2 separate regions of the Mus musculus genome follow, and region 2 is linked to region 1. A link is a loop called in an ENCODE intact Hi-C map of the cell type or tissue named here. Cell type or tissue: left cerebral cortex. All regions are shown on one strand. Each heading gives the region's core, and the rest is flanking DNA. Links, peaks and the distances in the headings are about the cores only.

Region 1 (9,405 bases), core at 475-8,474:
TTATGGTTTTAACTACCATACCACTTGCTATATCGGCTTGCTATCATTTTAGCCTAGACATAATTCCTGTGTGAATTTGAAGACTCTTTGTGAAAAGCTTTGAAGACTCAGATATTAAAGGATTAACTGGCAAATTGTGAGCTTTGGGAAGTGGTTGGGTCACGACAGTGCCAGCTTCATTCATAGAATCACGGGGTCAGTGGCATAGAAAGGCTTGTAGAAACTAGAATGACTGGCCTTGCTGGAGGAAATAGGTCACTAGAGGCATGACAATAAAGGTTATCAAATTCTTTTCTTGTTCTATTTCCTGGCCATGTCCTATGAGCTGCTTTGTTCCATCAATGATCTCTGCCATGTTCCTGCACTGGTGAAAGTACATCAACATAAAACAGTGCAAAAACAGTGGAACCTATAAAACCTTGGACCCAAAAATTGTCCTACCTACAAGAAGTACAGGGACAAAAATGGAGCGTGGATGGAAGGAATAGCCCATCACTGAGTGACTCAATTTGGGAAGCATACCTGGGCAAGAACCAATCCCTGACACTATTAATGATACTCTGTTATGATTGCAAGTTGGAGCCTAGCATAACTATCCTCTGAGAGGCTCCACCCAACAGTTGACCAAAACAGATGCAGAGACCCACAGCCAAACATTAGACAAAGCTCAGGAAGACTTATGGAAGAGTTGGGGAAAGATTGATAGACATTAGGCATATATCTAATATAAGATATATGAAGATGATTTATACAGACTCCATAAGAGTTCCAACAGAATCAACTGACCTGGAGTCTTGTAGACTCCCAGAGGCTGAACCACCAATGAAATACAGAGCATGGGCTGGACCTATGCCTGTCACAATATGTATATAGCAGGGACAGTGTGAGGGGAACTCGGTGGAAAGAAGCATGAGATAGTGATGTAAAGTGAATAAATAAACTAATAGAAAAAAAGAAATGAATGCAATATTAGTAAGAAAATGTATAAAAATAAAATAACTCAATGTGGAACCCAATGACCATGTATAAAAGCTTCTGAAACTAAGAAGCAGAATAATTCCTTTCTCCAATAAGTTGGTTCTTCAAGTCGCAATGATGAAGAAAAGAGAATGACTAATCAGCTCTTGTAGGCTTCTGACTCAAAATAAGTATGTAAGTGTCAGAGTGAATCAGAAATCAAACCTGCAAAATGTTAAAGAAATATGATATGAAGGCCTGTTTTCTGGTCCATCTATTCAGGCAACTGTGTTATTTGTCTTATTGTTGGGACAAAATACAGAATAAACACAACTTAAGGAATAAAGAGTTATTTTACCCCACAGTGTAAGGGCATAGTCCTCCATGGCAAGGGAATCCTGGCATTGTGAGCTTGAGGTGGTGGAGCACATTGCATGTCTGTTATGGAGCAGGCAGAGATGAATGGTCAGCTTCAGTTTGCAGCCTTCCATTTAAAATAATCCATCAAAGACATATTTACTTACTGGGAATGTTCCTTCTTTCACAACTTGCTTGTTTAGAGCTTTATATAATGCTATTAAAGCTAGTGAAGTTCAAAGAAAGAGAGAGAGAGAGAGAGAGAGAGAGAGAGAGAGAGAGAGAGAGAGAGAGAGAGAGAGAGAGAGAGAGAGAGAGGGAGGAGGGAGGAAGAAAGGAAGGGAGGAAGGAAGGAAGGAAAGAAGGAAGGAAGGAAGGAAGGAAGGAAGGAAGGAAGGAAGGAAGGAAGGAAGGAAGGAAGATAAAAGAATTCTGTCACGGAATGTATTGGGATAGAAAGAGGCACAGACCCCATGATGAGTCCAGAAGGCTTCCAAGAGGAGGCTCAAAGGGTATTAATGACAGTTGATGGACCAAAGAAGCATTTATTCAACTATATTTATGAACTCAGTCTCCATGTTAATATAAGATATATGAAGATTTATACAGTAACCCTGGAGCTAGAAGAAAAAATAATGTCTTGCTCTGCGTCACGTAATTCTTGTAGGCTCTAAGTCTGAATCCGAATCTTTACACATTCTTGTGGCACATGACTGAATTTTATGCAGGCAGCTGGTGGAGACATGGGACCCAACTCTCAGTGTGCATGCAGTTTTACTCCAAATCTACTCCTCTTGCTCTACCCTGAGCCATTGGCACAAGCAGACATAGGAAAGTCTTCTCTGCCCATCTCTATCTTTTAGGCTGGGAACCTGGCATATGAGCAAATATAAGCATTCAGATGTGGGAGGTCTGTACCTTCCTGAAGCTGAGTGTCAGCTGTGTGGTACATGGGTAAAACACAGGACAAGCAACTGGGTTTATCAGTCACTTTTGTGTTGCTATGGCAATAATACCTAAGAGAAACAGCTTAGATAGGAGGGCTCATGTTGGTTCATATTTAGAAGTGTCTGTCCATCATGAGCCAGAAGGTATAGTGTTCACATTAGAACAGAATGTTATAGTCTCATGCCACAGTTGGTCAGGTGCACAGAATTGTGGGTTATAATCCACAAAGACTTGCTCTTAGTGATGGCTACTACCAAATGAACTTCATCCTCTAAAGTGCCTACACTGTTCCAAAATATTGCCAAAAGCCTGGAAACAAAAAGTCTGTGGGGATGTCACACACAAAGGACAGAGGTTAAATATGTTACCCTTTCATGACTTACTTGCACAGACCTCTGAAATTACTAGGATAAATCATAACTAAAATACTTTCTGTGATAGGAACAGTGAAGAAATGTCTAGAAGCGAATGCAATGCCACATATGCATAGATGAGACCACGTGAAATTAAAAAGCTTCTCAGTGAGTTTGCAGAGGTGACACAATGGGTGAGATGCAAGGGTAAGAACCTGAGTTTGAATCTAGAGAACCTATGTGAAGTCAGGTGTGATAGACTACTTCTGTAATGCTAGTGGTCCTTCAGTGAGGTGGGAATTCAAGATAGAGTCTACAAATGAGAGAGATGGCAATATGCCTGGAGTAAGCACTATCAAGCAACAAAGAGATCCTGTCTCAGAAAAGCTGAAAGGTGAAGACTTACCCATAATATTGGACTCTGTCCTCCATTCATGTTCTGTGGAACTCACATAACCACACTCATGCACACATTCAGGAACACATGTATCACTCACACACACACACACACACACACACACACACACACACACACACACACACATACACACACACACACACTTTTGCAGAAAAAAAGAAAAGAATCAGCAAAATGAACACAAAAGAATGGGGAAAACAATCTCGCCAGGTAGTTAATACCTAAGATATATAAACAACTGAAGAAAGAAACAAATCCATAAATAAATATTATTCAAAAAATAGTAATTGGTCAAATGAATTGAAGAGACATTTCTCAATAGAAAAAGTTCAACCTTCTTAGCTATCAGAGAAATAAAAATTAAAACTACTGTAAGGTTCCTCCTCAGTCCAGTAAGAATAGTCCGTGTATGTGTGTGTGTGTGTTTGTGTGTGTGTGTGTGTGTGTGTGTGTGTGTGTGTGTGTGTGTGAGAGAAATATTGCATATCCATGCTTATAGGAAGAATGGGTAAAGGGCTTGATGATTCAAGAAAAAATATCCCCATGGCCAAAATGTTCTCCAGAGACACACAGGATCAGGTTAAACTATCATTACACTCATCTGAGAGCAGCACACACCAGGGCACCTACCAACAGCTTCCATTCCACACAGTCAACCGTCATCTGTCTTGGATATCTGAATGAGTTGCTTCAAGGATACTCATCTGGCTGAAGAGGATAACATCAGCAGCCATCCTTTCCTCTGCCAATAGGGTCCCTTGCCAATTCAATAATAATAATAATAATAAAGCAAAACAAAAAGGTAATTCTGGGTGCACACAACTTTAATACAGGATTACCAATTTTAAAGTAAAGGAATGTTGCCTAAAATTTTACTTTTTTACCATAATGTTTCTGACAAAAATAAAAAAAAAAAAAACAACTCCTAATCTTGTATTATTTGTTATGCCCAACATGCTTTACCACAAGATCTATTGCTTTAAAAAGGTCTAGTTTAGTGCACTTGAGAGATGAGAGGACAAGCACACAGGTCAGAATACCAGGCTTGTCCTTGGTCTTGCACACTCAGGACTGCTTTGAAATGTTTGGTTATGTCTCCAGAGGGAGGTTTCATCTGGACCAATTCCCACAAAACAATCAATGGCATATCATCATTTCTTTCCCTTCTCCAAAGAAAAGGATGCAAAGAAAATAGTGCAAACGTAGTGAAGAGTTGTGAGTCTAGTGTGCATGAGAGGAGGCCTTCCCAATTAGCACATCAGGCCACCAGCCCTTCGTTGGCACAAGTCAGTCCTCATTTCTCACACAAGCCATGCCTTTTCTCCCAGGATTTATGTGTCTTCCTCCCCTCTCCATAAAGAATTAGCTGAATATAGTAAGAATAAGAGGACTCTGGGGCTGCAGATGGCTGACCAGCTGTTTCTGGGTGACACCCCATGAATCAGAGTCTCATCGAGCTTTAGTGCTTCCATGTTTTGGGGGCAAAATATTCTGCGTTTTGGAAAACTAGTTCATGGAAAATAATACAGCAAACTAACATTTATAGAAAACCACAGTAATCTTGTAACAAATGTCCTAAATTATGCACTCAAAAGAGGATCCAATTTTATACAAGGTTCTCTTCGAGAGACTGCAGAACACTTTCTTGTTTGTGATTGTAACTGCTGTTCCTCACAACCTCTATAAGTACAAAAAAATAAAACGACATGCCTTTATATAACATATATGCATAAGACAAATGTCAGCATGGGAAAGATGGTCTGTGGAGGGGACTATTCAGAAAAGTTCATTTTATGCTTTATTTTAGGTTCATTGTGTATATTTTCTCCAAGTTTGATGTTAAGATTAATGCTGCTTTTCAAGCCTCCTACATTCCACTTCAACAATGGTTATTCTTCAGTACTTAAGTACATTGCTGGGGGTATGGGCAAAATAAAAGTCATATGGAAGTTTATGTTCCAGCTGCTGTGCTCCCTCTTCTTCATGAGTGAGTTTCTGGCAGGCCACGAGTTTTACTAAACCCCTTCCCTAGTGCCCTCTTCAATTTTAGATCCTTGCTTGATGTGAAATGTCTAAGACAGTCATTTTAATAGACAAAAGAGTAGAGATAGCCCAAATACCAATGGTCAGGAAACAGGCATTTGTGAGGTGGGAGAATAAGAAGCCCCTGTGATCATTTTTATTCAATGAAAGCCATTCCTTTGGGTGGGAGTGTCAAATTCTAGTACCCACACATGCTGCCCGCATACCACACAAGCTGCAGGAATGCAGATTTCTGTATCTGAGAGCAGCTGCTAAGTGAAGTGGAACATCCAACAGATGGCTGCATTGTCATTGTTGGGGGAGGAGGAGAGAGGAGCTATTTTGGTTTTTCTGTTGAACGTGTATATGTGTATGAAGGCATGTGTGTACTTCACAGTATTCTGTTCTCCACTACCTATGATCTTTTCCACTATAGATATTTCTCCTGTGCTGTCAAAGACTGGTTTTGAATTTGCATATTAGGACAGTCACTAGAGGTTTTTTGATCATTTAGTATTTAATGGATGAGAAAAGAAAGGTCCAAGGGCACACAGCTATTAAAGCCAAACTCAGAATTTTTTCACTAGGGCATGCAATATAACAAAATTAATTAATAAAATTATTAAGTAAATAACACTCTACATAGTGATAGATCACAGAGGAGAACAATTCAAGGGTCACAGCTTCTCAGTCTTTAAAAATATATAAGTGCATTTTTCCCTTAAAAAATTATGGTGGAGTTGCTTTGCAGTTCTCAGAAGAAAAAAAAAAGTAAGTATTCAAACTAGTCAATATGAGCATTTTATTATGAAGCTTATTAGATTTTAAACAATTTGATTCATGGTGCTCCACAATTTTAATAGCATATTTAGAAATAATAGACTTCGGCAAATCAGGTTGTAGAACTGCTATCAAAATCCATGCATAAATGCAAATTAAAAACCTTAGGTCCCATCCTGACCTGCTTGCAAAATGTCCCTATTCCCCTTCTGATGGTAGCTTAAAGAGTACCATCACATAGCTTATTCATTGATGTGTGTGTGTGTGTGTGTGTGTGTTTCTAGAAATAGAATCAATAGAGAACAGACAAACCCACAGTTGCCAGTTTGTACAGTTTTGTGGTTTCTGCCAGGGCTACTGACTCGAGAAGGTCTACCAGATAATGAAAGCAAACTATTTCAGTTCCTGTGGGTCTAGAGTGCTTCTGTAAAGTTCTGGTTTGAAACAAATGAATAACAAATTAAAAGGCATAGTAAAATAAGGGGGTGGTTAAAATATATTAACTGAAATCAATGTAGGAGAAACATAGTTAAAAACCTTGCATTCTCAGCAACAGCCTGAGATGTATTTGGGTAATTCTTTAAATTTATGATAAAAGCCTTTTAGCAGAAAGTCAATACACATAGGTGGTGAAGCAAGTATATCATCCTGTACTGGAGGTTGCATTAAACATTCGGTGTGAGCTCCACTGCTCATAGGAAGTAAGCAGGAGTTCATCCAACGAACGCACAGTATCACAGAGACCAAGCGTTCTTCTGTAGACAGTCTGTGGAGCCATGCTGATTACCATGCAGTCCTCTGCCTAGGGTGCTCACTGACGTCAACAAGGGTCCTGGAAATGAAGCAGGATCAAAATCCCAGAAGCCTGGACTAATAATAGAGTAAAGATGGAGAACAGATGGAAAGCAAAGCTTCATGGATAGAGTGTGACCTCATGTTATAAATTCGTCAAGTGGAATAAACAACAACAAAGTATGGAAGGCCTGTGAGAACTCACTGATGTCAAACTTCCAGAAATTTGCTGACTGAAAAAATGCCTAGATACAGAGAAAACTTTCCAAAGGAGTTCAGGGGCATCAATTTTTGGATTAATTATGCCTGTGTCTGAGAGCAAAGACACTTAAAATTAAAACCATAGTACTTTGAACATAGACTACTAGCTTTATCCCTTTACCCTTCATTAATATATGGATTCACCTAAGTTATTTTCCTCTCACTTGAGCAAACCTGTCATCTGTGAGAGGGCAAAGCCATAAATGTAGAACCTGGAGATGAAATCCCAGAAAACACTAGGCCTGAAGCAAAACATTGCAAGCGGTCTGCCACATCTTCAACAAATAGAAGTGCTTTTTCAAGTGTCTCTGTCTCGTGTGTGTGTGTGTGTGTGTGTGTGTGTGTGTGTGTGTGTGTGTGTGTGTGTTTAAGCAATCAATGCACACTTTGTGTCTTAGTCTGTATTCTGTTGCCGTGAAGACGCACTATGAGCATGGCAATTCTTATAAAGGAACACATTAAGTTGGAGCCACCTTGTACTTTCAGAGGTTTAGTCACTTGTCATGTAGAAGCATGTTGACATGCAGGCAGATGCTTCGTCAGGATCAGCAGGCTGCAGAAAGAGACAATCACTGGAGCAGGCTTGAATATTTGAAACCTCATACCTAACCCACAGTGACACACTTTCTTCAACAAGGCTACAAGTGCCACTCCTTGGCTAACAAACAGTTAAATATATAAGCTTATATATTTGAGGTCATTCTTATTTAAACCTCCACATTCCACTCCCTGGCCTCCATAGGCTTATAGCCATATCATAATGCAAATATGTATTCAGTTCAACTTAGAATATCCCCATAGTTTAGCACAGTCTCAACATTGTTTAAAAGCATAAAGTTCACACTCCTTTTGAGGACTGGTGGCATTCTTTTTACCCTAATTTTCTATAAAATCAAAATTAAAAGAAATTTAATTTAAAAGATTCACCATACTTTCCAACAAACAGTGGTATAGAATAGACATTGCAAGTCCCAAAGGGAGAAAAGGGAACACCATGAAGAAACACTGGACCATGGCTAAAAACAGCTGAGAAAACTCCAAGCTCTACATCTTCAAAGTATGTTTCAGATCTCGAAGTCCTTTTAGCTTTGTTGACTACAAAATACATCTTCCTCTTTAGTTGTTTCTACTCCCTTTTAACAGCTTCTTTCAACAGGTTCTCCATGGCTCTGGCTTCATGGACATCTCCAAGGCAGTCCAGACTTCACTTTTGTAGCTTCATGAAGTAGCTCTTCTTGATCTCCATGCAGAAACATTTCTGCCACACTCCTGACGTCAGCAACTTTCCTTAGTCACAGAGGGGCATTTTGTAACCCTTTTCTTGTATCAGTGAAGTTGCAAAGTTCTGCTGCTTACTGAGGTTGCAACATGGCCCCTCATTCAAATACATTCTCACCAGCTTTCTGCTTTTGATTTTTTCCTTTACCGCCTAAAGTTGGTTGTCCTGAAACTTGTTCTGCTATACCAGGTTGGCCATGAATTATGAAATCTGCCTTCCTCTGCCCCCAAAGTGTTGAATGCTGTGACTAAATGTGTGTGAAAGCCCTAAACTTGCCCTGATTCTTTTTCATAGATTGGAAGCTTAGCTGGTTGAAGACTTGCTCTGAGGTTACTACTCCCTTTATTCCATTTAATATCCAGGTTTTCTTTAGTCTGTTTATCTCTTTGAGCTCAGGACTTAGCTCTAGTACACTTTCTTATGTCACCTTTGTACATTTTGTATTGCTTTTTGATCAGTTTGCTCCTTTCATTATAGATCTGACTGAGACTGGCCACTAATAACCAGGCGATGTGGTCAATATTAGGCTGTTTTGAAATCTCCTCTGTCAATGTCCTTAATGTAAAACTCTTTAATTTAGCACCAGACAGATTTTTTTTTTGGACAAGAGCAAAAAAGCAGCCCCATTCTTTGCTAAAATAACACAAGATTGGTCTCTAGGACATATACTAATATTATTCTTCCCTGAAACCTCTTGATCCAAGCTTCTAGAGTTCAAATTACCCTCAGCACCACTGGCGTCTATGTTTCTACTTCTTTACTACATTAAGAGACTATGAACATAGCAACTCTTACACAGGAAAATATTTAATTGGTCCTGTCTTATAGTTTCAGGAGTTCAGCCAATTATAGTTATGGAAGGAAGCTTGGTGCCACACAAAAAGACATGGTGCTGGAGAGCAAGCTGAGAGTTAAAATGTCATAATCCCGTACTGTGCTTATTTGTATTGGCTGAGAGAGTCTTGATACAGGTTCCTTGTGAATCTTTACTGAGTATACATTTTGACAGAAAAATGATTTGTAAATCTACTTTTATATTGGACTTAGAATCATATCTATTTTGGATATAAACAAAGAAAGCTCAGGGGGTGGGGCTGTAAAGGAAAGTCACCCTCAGTTTCTCAATAATTTTCTGTTGGCTGATTATCAAGATGTTCCATTTGATGGACATTCAACATTTTCATTTAAAAGAAATCTCAAGGATGAAAAAGGAAAGAACATAAAATTTTCAAGTGAAG
Region 2 (9,405 bases), core at 415-8,414, 1.2 Mb before region 1:
TACAGTTTTTGATAGTGCTTAATTGCCTTTTTTTTTTTAAAGATTTATTTATTATTATATGTAAGTACACTGTAGCTGTCTTCAGACACTCCAGGAGAGGGAGTCGGATCTCATTACAGATGGTTGTGAGCCACCATGTGGTTGCTGGGATTTGAACTCTGGACCTTTGGAAAAGCAGTCGGGTGCTCTTACCCACTGAGCCATCTCACCAGCCCCATCTTAATTGCCTTTTTAAAGGACAAAGTATTCTGTTGTTTGGAAAGAAGACTTCTACTCACAGGCTTCAATTCTGAGTAAGACATGTGTGTCTGCCACTCATGACTCTTTCTATAGTGATAACTGCAGCTTCATGCACACATAAAAAACCAAGGCTCCTGCTACAATTCAGAAATGGCAAGCAGTTCAGGGCCTATGGTACAGAATAGGTCTATTTTACCCAGAATGGGAGGAAAAATGAAAGGGCAAGTACCCGAAGCTAGGAAAGAGTTTTCCATCAGGAGCTAATTAATGGGAGGTGCTGGAGGATCGATAGTGGACATTGAAGTATTTCTTTCAGGATCTGTTGAGGTTGGATCTTTTGATATGCACTGTAATGATAATGATATGTAATGTGATGTATGTAATTCAAGATGAATACTGGGCCCAAGGCCTGGTTGGTCCCAGGAATGAGAGAATCTGCCGGTACAATGTGACCTTGCTCATTAAGTTAACACTATTGGTTAAATAAAGATGCTGACAGCCAAAAGCTGGGCAGAAGAGACATAGGTGGGGTTTGGGGTTCCAAAACGTGGGGTCTGAGAAGACCCTGAGGAGAGAGAAGAACTAGAGAGAGAGAGAGGAAAAGACACTGTGGCATAAGCATCTTAAGATCACAGCCATGAGGGCTGTCCAATTGGAGTTAAGAGGAGCCTAGACGGTACATAGTAAGTGATAATTCAGGGTTATGGATAAGAAAGTAAATTCTAACGGCTTGGAGGATAGATATCTGAACCAGCTTTAGTGCTGATAAAGGCTCATTGTAATTTAAAAATTGCATGTGTCTTTTATCTGGGAATCAAATAATCAAAAGTGATGTAGAAGCCTTTGATTGAGATTAAATATATTCCACAAAAAGTATCCATCTAATAAGCTTAGGGGCATCCTGTATGCACCCCAGCAGTGATAAAGCCTGTCTTAGTCCTTTCTATGACTTGACTGGCTTATCTAAACATTAGGGCGACTGTAGAAAATCAAATAAAAGGAATAGCTCAACACTGCGTAGGACTCAGTATTACTTGTACACTGCTTTAACTGAAAAAGCCGTCTTCTGTGGAAATAATGAATACATCAAGCCAAGAACTCTCCAACTATGAATTGTGTTTTACAGAGGACATATTAATGTTCAGAATGATGTCATTTTGTTCATGGTATGAGTTAGGATCAGGCCCATTTTGTGAAATCAAATCTATTTGAAAGTGATATAATAGAATTTATGAAAATAAATAGGTGACAATATACAAAAACATCAGGGTTGACACAGATAATTAAATTCGTTTCGAAGTCAGTCATTTATTTTCTAGACTGATAGAAACATACATGATATCTCTCTCTATATATACATGTATATATGATATGCATCATACATATATAAATATGTATGTGTATATATTATCTTCATCAGTCATTCTCCAAACCAGAAGAAAAAGAAAGGGAGAAATCAGATTCCACTCATATGACTGTGGTATTATAAGGTTTTTTGAACTCTACCTTGTAGATGTAAACTGGTGTGTGCCCCTGTTGAGTCCATCTCACATATACTCCTGCTGTGAGCCAGAGCCTCAATCACAGGTGAGGTCAAGTTCACTTACACAGATGTCTTCTCCTGGTCTTAAGACATATTTGCTAAGATGACATAAGCAATGATGACTTGCACTTTGGTTCTTTAGGACCATTAAGTGCTATTTTACTTCAGAGACTGGGAAAGGACTCAAACTCCTGTATTGATGTAGGCATTGATAACTCATGGGGAAGGGCAGCGGACCTCCTTGTAAGTGGCACTTAGCTGGACTGTGTTATGAGTCACTGATGTTTGGGATGACTGTGACTCCTCAGGAGTCCCTTACATGAGTGCCCTACCTTCCCAACTGTCACCGTGGATGTCACTCCAGCCCTTTCAGAGAGCTGATGAGAAGATGCTAAAGGAATGTGGTGACTCTGGGATGAGGTTGCTTTGTTCACATAAAAAGTGCCATCAGAAAAATGCTTACATTCAGACAGTCCCAGTGCCATCAAGGACATTATACCTTGGAAACCACTACCTGAAACTTGTTACAAATACAAATTCCTTAGTCCTATCTTAGACAAAAAGAACCAAGGGCTTTGGAAATGGACCCAGCCACCTTCTTACAGCTCTCTGGGTGACTGTTCTCATTTCTAGTTTGAGAAGAGATTCTGAAGAAGACGGTTCTTGCCTCGTACCTGCCACGTTCTAGTCATTAAGTTCTGGAAAATTTGCTTAGCAACTCCATGTTTCTGATTTCTACATCCATAAAGTGAAGGATGTTCAACAATGGGCCTCACAGCTCTGACATTCCCAGGGTCTAGGATTCTAATTATCCGGTAAAAGAGAATTCATTAGGGAAAAGTGATGCCTAGACATCTGGCTGCAGGGCTAATCTAATACTGTTCAGCCACACACCACGCCCGCGAGTTTAATGCACACGATCCCTCTCCATCCTCATTAGCTGCAGATCTTCTTTGTAGCAGCTACTATAAAATAAAACGAGCCTGCTAAGTATCTCAAGACTAACTCAGCGTTCAGTAAGTAAAATACATGACTAGGATCTTACTTTTAATTGTTGAAAATGATGCACAGCTTTAATGATATTATGATAATGGAATTTAAAACTATATATCTTTCTTTTGAAGGTTTTCTTTCCTGCACTTATCATAAATGCATAGGAAGTACATCACTAGGCCCGTAAGCATTAATAGTTTGCCATGACTCCCCCTCTACTTTATGTAATTTATGTAAAGCTTAAAGCATGATAAACATAAGAGTCTGATAGCGAAGACTCCTAATACACCAGTGGAGGTTAGTTACTTCAAATGGCTGAAAGGTGTGTATTTCTTATTTCTGAAATTTTTATTATTCTAAAAATTATTTCCAAATATTAATATGATTTCCAATTTATTCAGATGTGTGTTACTATTTGACAAGTTGGCCCTTCCACTGAGGACTGATATATATATATATATATATATATATATATATATATACATACACACACACACATATATATATATATATATATACATTTATTACTATTAAACATCAACATGAGTTGATGAGTGTTTACTTCATAAACCTGGGGTGTAACTCTGCTGCAACAAGATTAGAACCCTGAACCCCGAGAAACACAGAGGCTGATATTGTACATTTTTTGCTATGTTATTCCTGCAGAGAAGATTAACTCTCTTCATGTCATTATTTTACTGATTAGAGCAGTGTTTTTAATATTGTGGGGTATGTTAGTATTTGAAACACACTATTGATAAGGCTATTTTGAGTAATGAAGTAACTGGGCGGATGTTACCATCTGTGAAACAGGAAAACTCACTATCCACATCTGGACCAGATGTGAGTCAACCTTTACCCTGTCTATTCATTGTCTCCTTAACTGAGATGCATACAATACATATGTGGTTGCTTTGTTGAAAAGGCTCTGTGGATATGCTTGCTTTTTTTTTTAAAGCGATAAAACAAACTCCTAGTAATTGTAATTTTTCCATGATATTGTGGAGCAAGAATACAATGATTAACAATATTTCATTGCTTATTTTCTTAGCATATATAAACCAGGACATTATTTTTAAGGACAATTTTGTGAGATGTTAGAGAAAAAAGTGCCATACAAAATAATTGTAGATCACTTTCGACAGTGGGTGATGCTTGGGCGTTTCATAGAAAGTTGTTGTATTCTCTTATTACAACAAATGATTCCAAGCTGGTTTCTTTGGGTTTGAGGTGGGCCCTGAAATTCTTTATATCAAATTCTGTTAAAAATAAGAAAGGAAAACAATAAATGGTCTGGTCTTCTTTTTCAAGTGACATTGTCATTTGTCCAGAAGGGGGCGCTCTCAGCCCGTATGCAGCAAGAGCTCAGAGCAGACAGTCTGATCTGCTGCGAGGAAACTGTCTGAAGGGAAAATATCAACACAAACCATGCGTTTGCCGCTGGAGCACGCTGGACCTCATCTGCTTAAAAAGATGCACGGATATAGTCATCACAGTTCATAATTTAATAAACTGCTAAAAAAACCCACACATTTTCATTTTAGCGACTTTGGTCTCACAACTAAATTCGCATTGCTACAAAGACATTTGAATTTTGCACTAATATGTCATGAGCACGGCACCCACTGCAAATTAATGAGTCTCTGAATAGCACTGTGCATTTGTCATTTGAATTTATGCTAATGTAGTGAGGTCTCCTGGTGATGCTGATAGTCCATAGCAGCCGCTTGAACCAGAGAAGATGTCGGCACATCTCTCTCACTTTATAATGCGATGTCCTCTCTTGGCTTTTCTGTCCTGTCACTTGGGCGGAGATCCTGTAACTGGTTATTGATAGGGCTGCTAATTATCTTTGACTTTACACTATTGGCCTGACCCCCAACACTGGGCAGAGGTAATGGATCAGTGTTGAGAGAATTATGTACATCACACAGTGACAGCCTCGGACCAGGAGGTCAGAAGGAGTTCACTGAGAACCAATGGTATTTGCAAGGGATGTTGATATAGAAACTGTTGACGATTTCCAGAGATATTGTGTAATTTATGTCAATAAGTCAATCTAAGAAAGTCTACTTTTTGCAGATATGATGAACAGCATTTGTTTGTATGTACAAAAATTAGAAGCTCCCTACGCCTTCGTTTTCCTGCTCCTACTGTATTTACATTCAGTCTAAGACAAAGGTCTTAGCACTGCTTCTGGCTATCTGCATCTTCATTATGGTTGTACCCATTTCCCGTTGGTCATGTGTATGTAGTGACACATTTGAGTCTAATGGTAGGATTGCTGGCATATTGGGCATGTTGTAGGAAGGAAAATGAACAAATTACAAGCACTACAGAATGGAACATCAGTTAGTGACAAAAGGTTCTCAGTGTTTTTATCTTTAGCCCCAAGACTTAATTGTGAAATTAATTCCCCCCCCCTTGATTTAGTACTTATATTTGCCTCTCTTCTAGTTACTGAAAATAAAAATGGGCAGTTTACTCTAGTGTATTCAGAAGAATCAGATTTTATGATTACAAATAAAATGAAAAAGCAAATAAAAACTTGAAAGCCCCAAACAAAAGTATGTGTGTTAATTTTGCACCTTTTAAAATTTGTTTTTCGATGGTAGAATGTGTGGTTCGCCCCACTCCAACAGAGACAAACATGCAAACTTTTCTTACTATATTATAACAATTAAAGCACACATATGAGTTTTGATTAAAATATACCATTGTTACCATCCATTCCCAGGTCAAAAATGAAGTGGAGATAAATAAGAGAATTCTTGGATTATCTCCAGTAGAAAAGGCATCCTCTGGCTGATTGGGAGGATCGCTCCTTAAGCGACATCGAGGAGCACGGTATGGAGAACTGAAGGTGACCCGAGATCGTGCAGAGTCCCCAGAATGAAAAGGCTCCTCCTTGAACAATGAACGCTCACAAAGATGAGGAATTTATCTGCCGCATTGCAAGCGGCAGAGGGCAGGGACCCCAGGGGAGGCAAGCGTTGCCTTCCCTCCCTCTAACCTGTTGGCAAGGCTAAGGGTTAAAGGGCTGCTCTGGAGAGCGAAGCGGGGAGTAAGAAGGCAGCTAATAGATTCTTCACTACAGCTCCTCCTGTTTCCCATCAAGGAAGGGAGACGTTTTTCACTCTTCTTGGAAAAACTTTGAAATGTAAACTGTTTCGATTGATGGCTCCTTCTGGCCCTGGCAACTCTTTTTGGTAGCTGGTGCTCTTTCTGTAATACTTGTTAAAAACGTCTCTGTAGCAAAGATGTTGTTTTTTATGTGATTTTTTTTTTTTAAGTCAGCGCATGTGTGAGTACAGACAGGCTCTCATCTTGCACGGCGGAGACAGGCAGGTGAACACCTCCCTCCCGTAGTCCTTATTCATTTGCAATACTTTATATGATTAGCCTCTCAGAAAGCTGTTTTCAGTCGAAACTGTCAATCCACTTCCAATGTGGCCCCTCTCCCTGGAAAGGAGGAGGCTGTGGCCACAAGCCCCTTTCTTAGCCTGGATACATTTAATATGCCAGATAACCGCTAACCCTCCCATAGAAGGATTGCTGAGAATGTTTTAAGGAAAGCTATACATGTTTATCTTAAAGATCATATTTAGTATTTAAACCACATACACTTCCTCTAACCACCTACACAATTTTAATTGTTTTTTCTTTTAATAAAAATTCCATTTTAATCAGACATCTATGAAATGTCTATGTGCAGGTGATGTTTAATATTCTGTTAATGGTTTCTAACTTCATTTTCGAAAAATGCAGAAGGTAAAATTCATCATCCTGCTTAAAATAAGATCATCGTGGTTCAGAGGGTGAAGTTTGTTCAACCACACTGAACAGTATGAAAATATCCATGCCAGTCTACATTTTGATTTCTAATGTATATCTGATAGACTTCTCACAATGATAAGCCATTCTCCATCCTGTGTTCCACAGTCGTTTTGTGAGTTATCTGTTATTTTCTTATTGCTCATGCCAGATAAATTGCAGCACTATTTGTAGTGCCTAAATATTGATTTGTGTGTGTGTGTGTGTGTGTGTGTGTGTATGTTTCAAGCCCAGTGGTGACGTGTTTCTAAGTGATCCTACCTTTCCGTGCACGGATCAGTAAGTACCCTCCCTGCCCACCCTAAGTCCTCCACTTGCCAGCCACTCTGTTGATCAAGAGTGCGTTCTGAAGCCACGAGGCAACAAATCAATTTGACTTTTTAAGTGTTAAGTCAGGGTCTGTTTAGATATTTGACCTCCAGGAAAGGAACTCATGTCTGAAGCAGTCATTTTTAGCCATACGTCTGCTCAGACAGTCAGAAGCCTTTCTTTCCCTTTATTCCTACAGACAGACAGGCAGACAGATGGATAGACAAATGTACATATACACTCAGGATAACACGGAGACTTTCTCTGGTTTTGTGTGCTCTCTACATATATGCATGTATATATAAGTGGATATATATTTATGAATATGTGTGTATATATATATATGTGCATATGTTTACACATGCAGATATGTGAATAACTATGTGTATATACACATAAAATTAGACTAGAACTATCATACTGTTATTTTTAGTATTTGAAGTTATAAGTTAACAAGAAAGAGTGGTGTGATATTATCAAAAAATTTCAAGAGGTTTTCAAGCTATTTACTGAAATACAGGTACATTTAATCCTTTCTGAATAACTATGGTATGTATAACTCCCTCATTTGGGACAGGATACGTTGCTCACTGTCTCTGCTTCATCCCAGCATGCAAGCCCATTTATCCTTGATGCGTTTTGATTCCTATAGCGTTTTCATGAGCTTTGTGCCCTGGCTCTTGCCTTCAAGATACCTGTAATTGAGTATAAAAACGGTATCTGAGCACCATGAACAACATAGCATAATCAGAAATAAATAGGAAACTTCAAATAGTATACGTATTCTTTTGCATGGGAGAGAGGAATAGTGGGCAGCACTTAACTTTCACAGGGTGTTCTTGTTTTCATAAGTATAATTGTTACTTTCTTGTTTTTTTTTTTTTTTTTTTTTTTTTTTTTTTTTTTTTTTTAGAACATGGAAAAATTCAAAGAAGAAACTAAATGACAGAACCTTTTGGTAAGGCTGGTGCTAAACTTCTTTTTTCTTCAGCCTCTCATTTAGCTTATGGGAGTCTTAGGAGCTATGGTGAAATCTCAACCTCATAGCCATCGCTGTGGCTACTGTTAGGACCAAGCAGAAGTCACATCACTGCTCTGTAGATGCAGAGAGAAATTTTGAAGGCACTGCCTTTCCAGGGAGGATTTAGCTTTCCCTGAGTTCCTTCCATTGCAAAGCTTACTTCTTCTATTACAATAGGCTCACACTTTGTAAATAGAATTATGACTACTCTCTCCTTCTCTTTCCTTTCCTTTCCTTTCCTTTCCTTTCCTTTCCTTTCCTTTCCTTTCCTTTCCTTTCCTTTCCTTTCCTTCCTTCCTTCCTTCCTTCCTTCCTTCCTTCCTTCCTTTCTTTGAGATGGATCTCACTATTTAGCACAGGAACTTGATATTTACATTGGCTGCCCTTGAACTCCCAGAGATCTACCTGCCTCTGCTTTCTTAGTGTTGGCATTAAAGGTGTGCTCCATCATGTCTCGCTTGGTGATTTATTTTCAAAGAAACAAAATACTCCTATTTGCAAAGTGAAGATGAATCTGTAAACAATTCGATACTATTTATGAATTCTTTTAAAGTAAAAATTATTTTTTATTTTTCCAAATGGCAGAAAAATTTTTGTTTCTAAAATATTTCTATTAGTTTGTTGAGAGTTTTGTAATATATTTTGATAATATTTACCTCAACTTCTCTTCTTAACTCTGCCCAAATCCAACTTGCCTCCTTTTTTTTTTCTGATTTTTATGTCCTCATTTTTAAAATATAGGAGTCCATCAACTTTGATTTTTGTTCCTCATGTATTTCTGGGTGTGACACCATCCAGTGCAGTGTGGTGGTTAGTTTACTGGAAGACACACCCTTAAGGAAAACTACCTGTTCCTCCCCTGAGGTTGTCAACCCTCCATAGCTCCTCAATTACAAGTGGGAGCTCATAAACCCCCCACTCCATGCTAGAACATTGCCTAGCTTGATCTTGTGCAGATAACACCAGGTCTTATGTGTCATGTCCAGAAGACACTGCTTCAATCAATCCAGTCCTTTGAACTCTTAAAATGTTCCTGCTCCATTTTCTCTGAAGGTCCCTGAGCTCTGGGGAGGGTGTGACCCCACTAGTGGCTGAGCATTGCACAGTTACTTATTCTCTCTACTTTGACTAGCTGTGAGTTTCTGCATTAACCTCCATCCATTGTACAAACAAACTTCTTTGATGATGTTTAAGAAATGCACTAACTTTGGGAATAGAGATAAGAATGCACAGGTCATTTTGATTCAATGACCCTTTATCAACAAAACAAAACCAGCAATCTCTCCAACCCAAGATAAATGAACAGCAAACAAAGAAAACTCTTCAGACCTGTGGCCAGGTGAATCCTAGGCTGTACAGGAGATTTTAATGCTGTTATCTTGCTGGATGGGCAGAGCTATAAACTGTCCTCTAAGTCCCTGCTTTTATATGAGAGGTTAGCACAACTCTCAACATTTATCAGAGA

What was found. Peaks named below come from ENCODE experiments on the same cell type or tissue, not always from the same donor. Only the 100,000 strongest peaks of a DNase experiment are listed, where the experiment ranks them.
Region 2: it touches region 1 in a loop (3-fold over the local background); 3 of 42 quality-filtered maps call a loop at or near these places.

Annotation. Positions count from the first base shown.
Region 1 is chr13:83,106,372-83,115,776 of GRCm38, forward strand. All of the region lies in intron 1 of Gm33073 (a long non-coding RNA gene), which reads right to left. Among named protein-coding and RNA genes, the nearest start is that of Gm33073, 9.5 kb to the right of the region's middle. In left cerebral cortex, for the core only: no CTCF peak of the experiment used is centred there; DNase peaks (open chromatin) are centred at 4,483, 5,337 and 6,570; H3K27ac peaks cover 2,958 bases.
Region 2 is chr13:81,940,089-81,949,493 of GRCm38, forward strand. No RefSeq gene overlaps it. Among named protein-coding and RNA genes, the nearest start is that of Gm41009, 57 kb to the right of the region's middle. In left cerebral cortex, for the core only: a CTCF peak has its summit at 4,111 (motif pointing right); DNase peaks (open chromatin) are centred at 2,066, 2,560, 4,133, 4,921 and 5 more places; H3K4me3 peaks cover 2,160 bases; H3K27ac peaks cover 3,432 bases.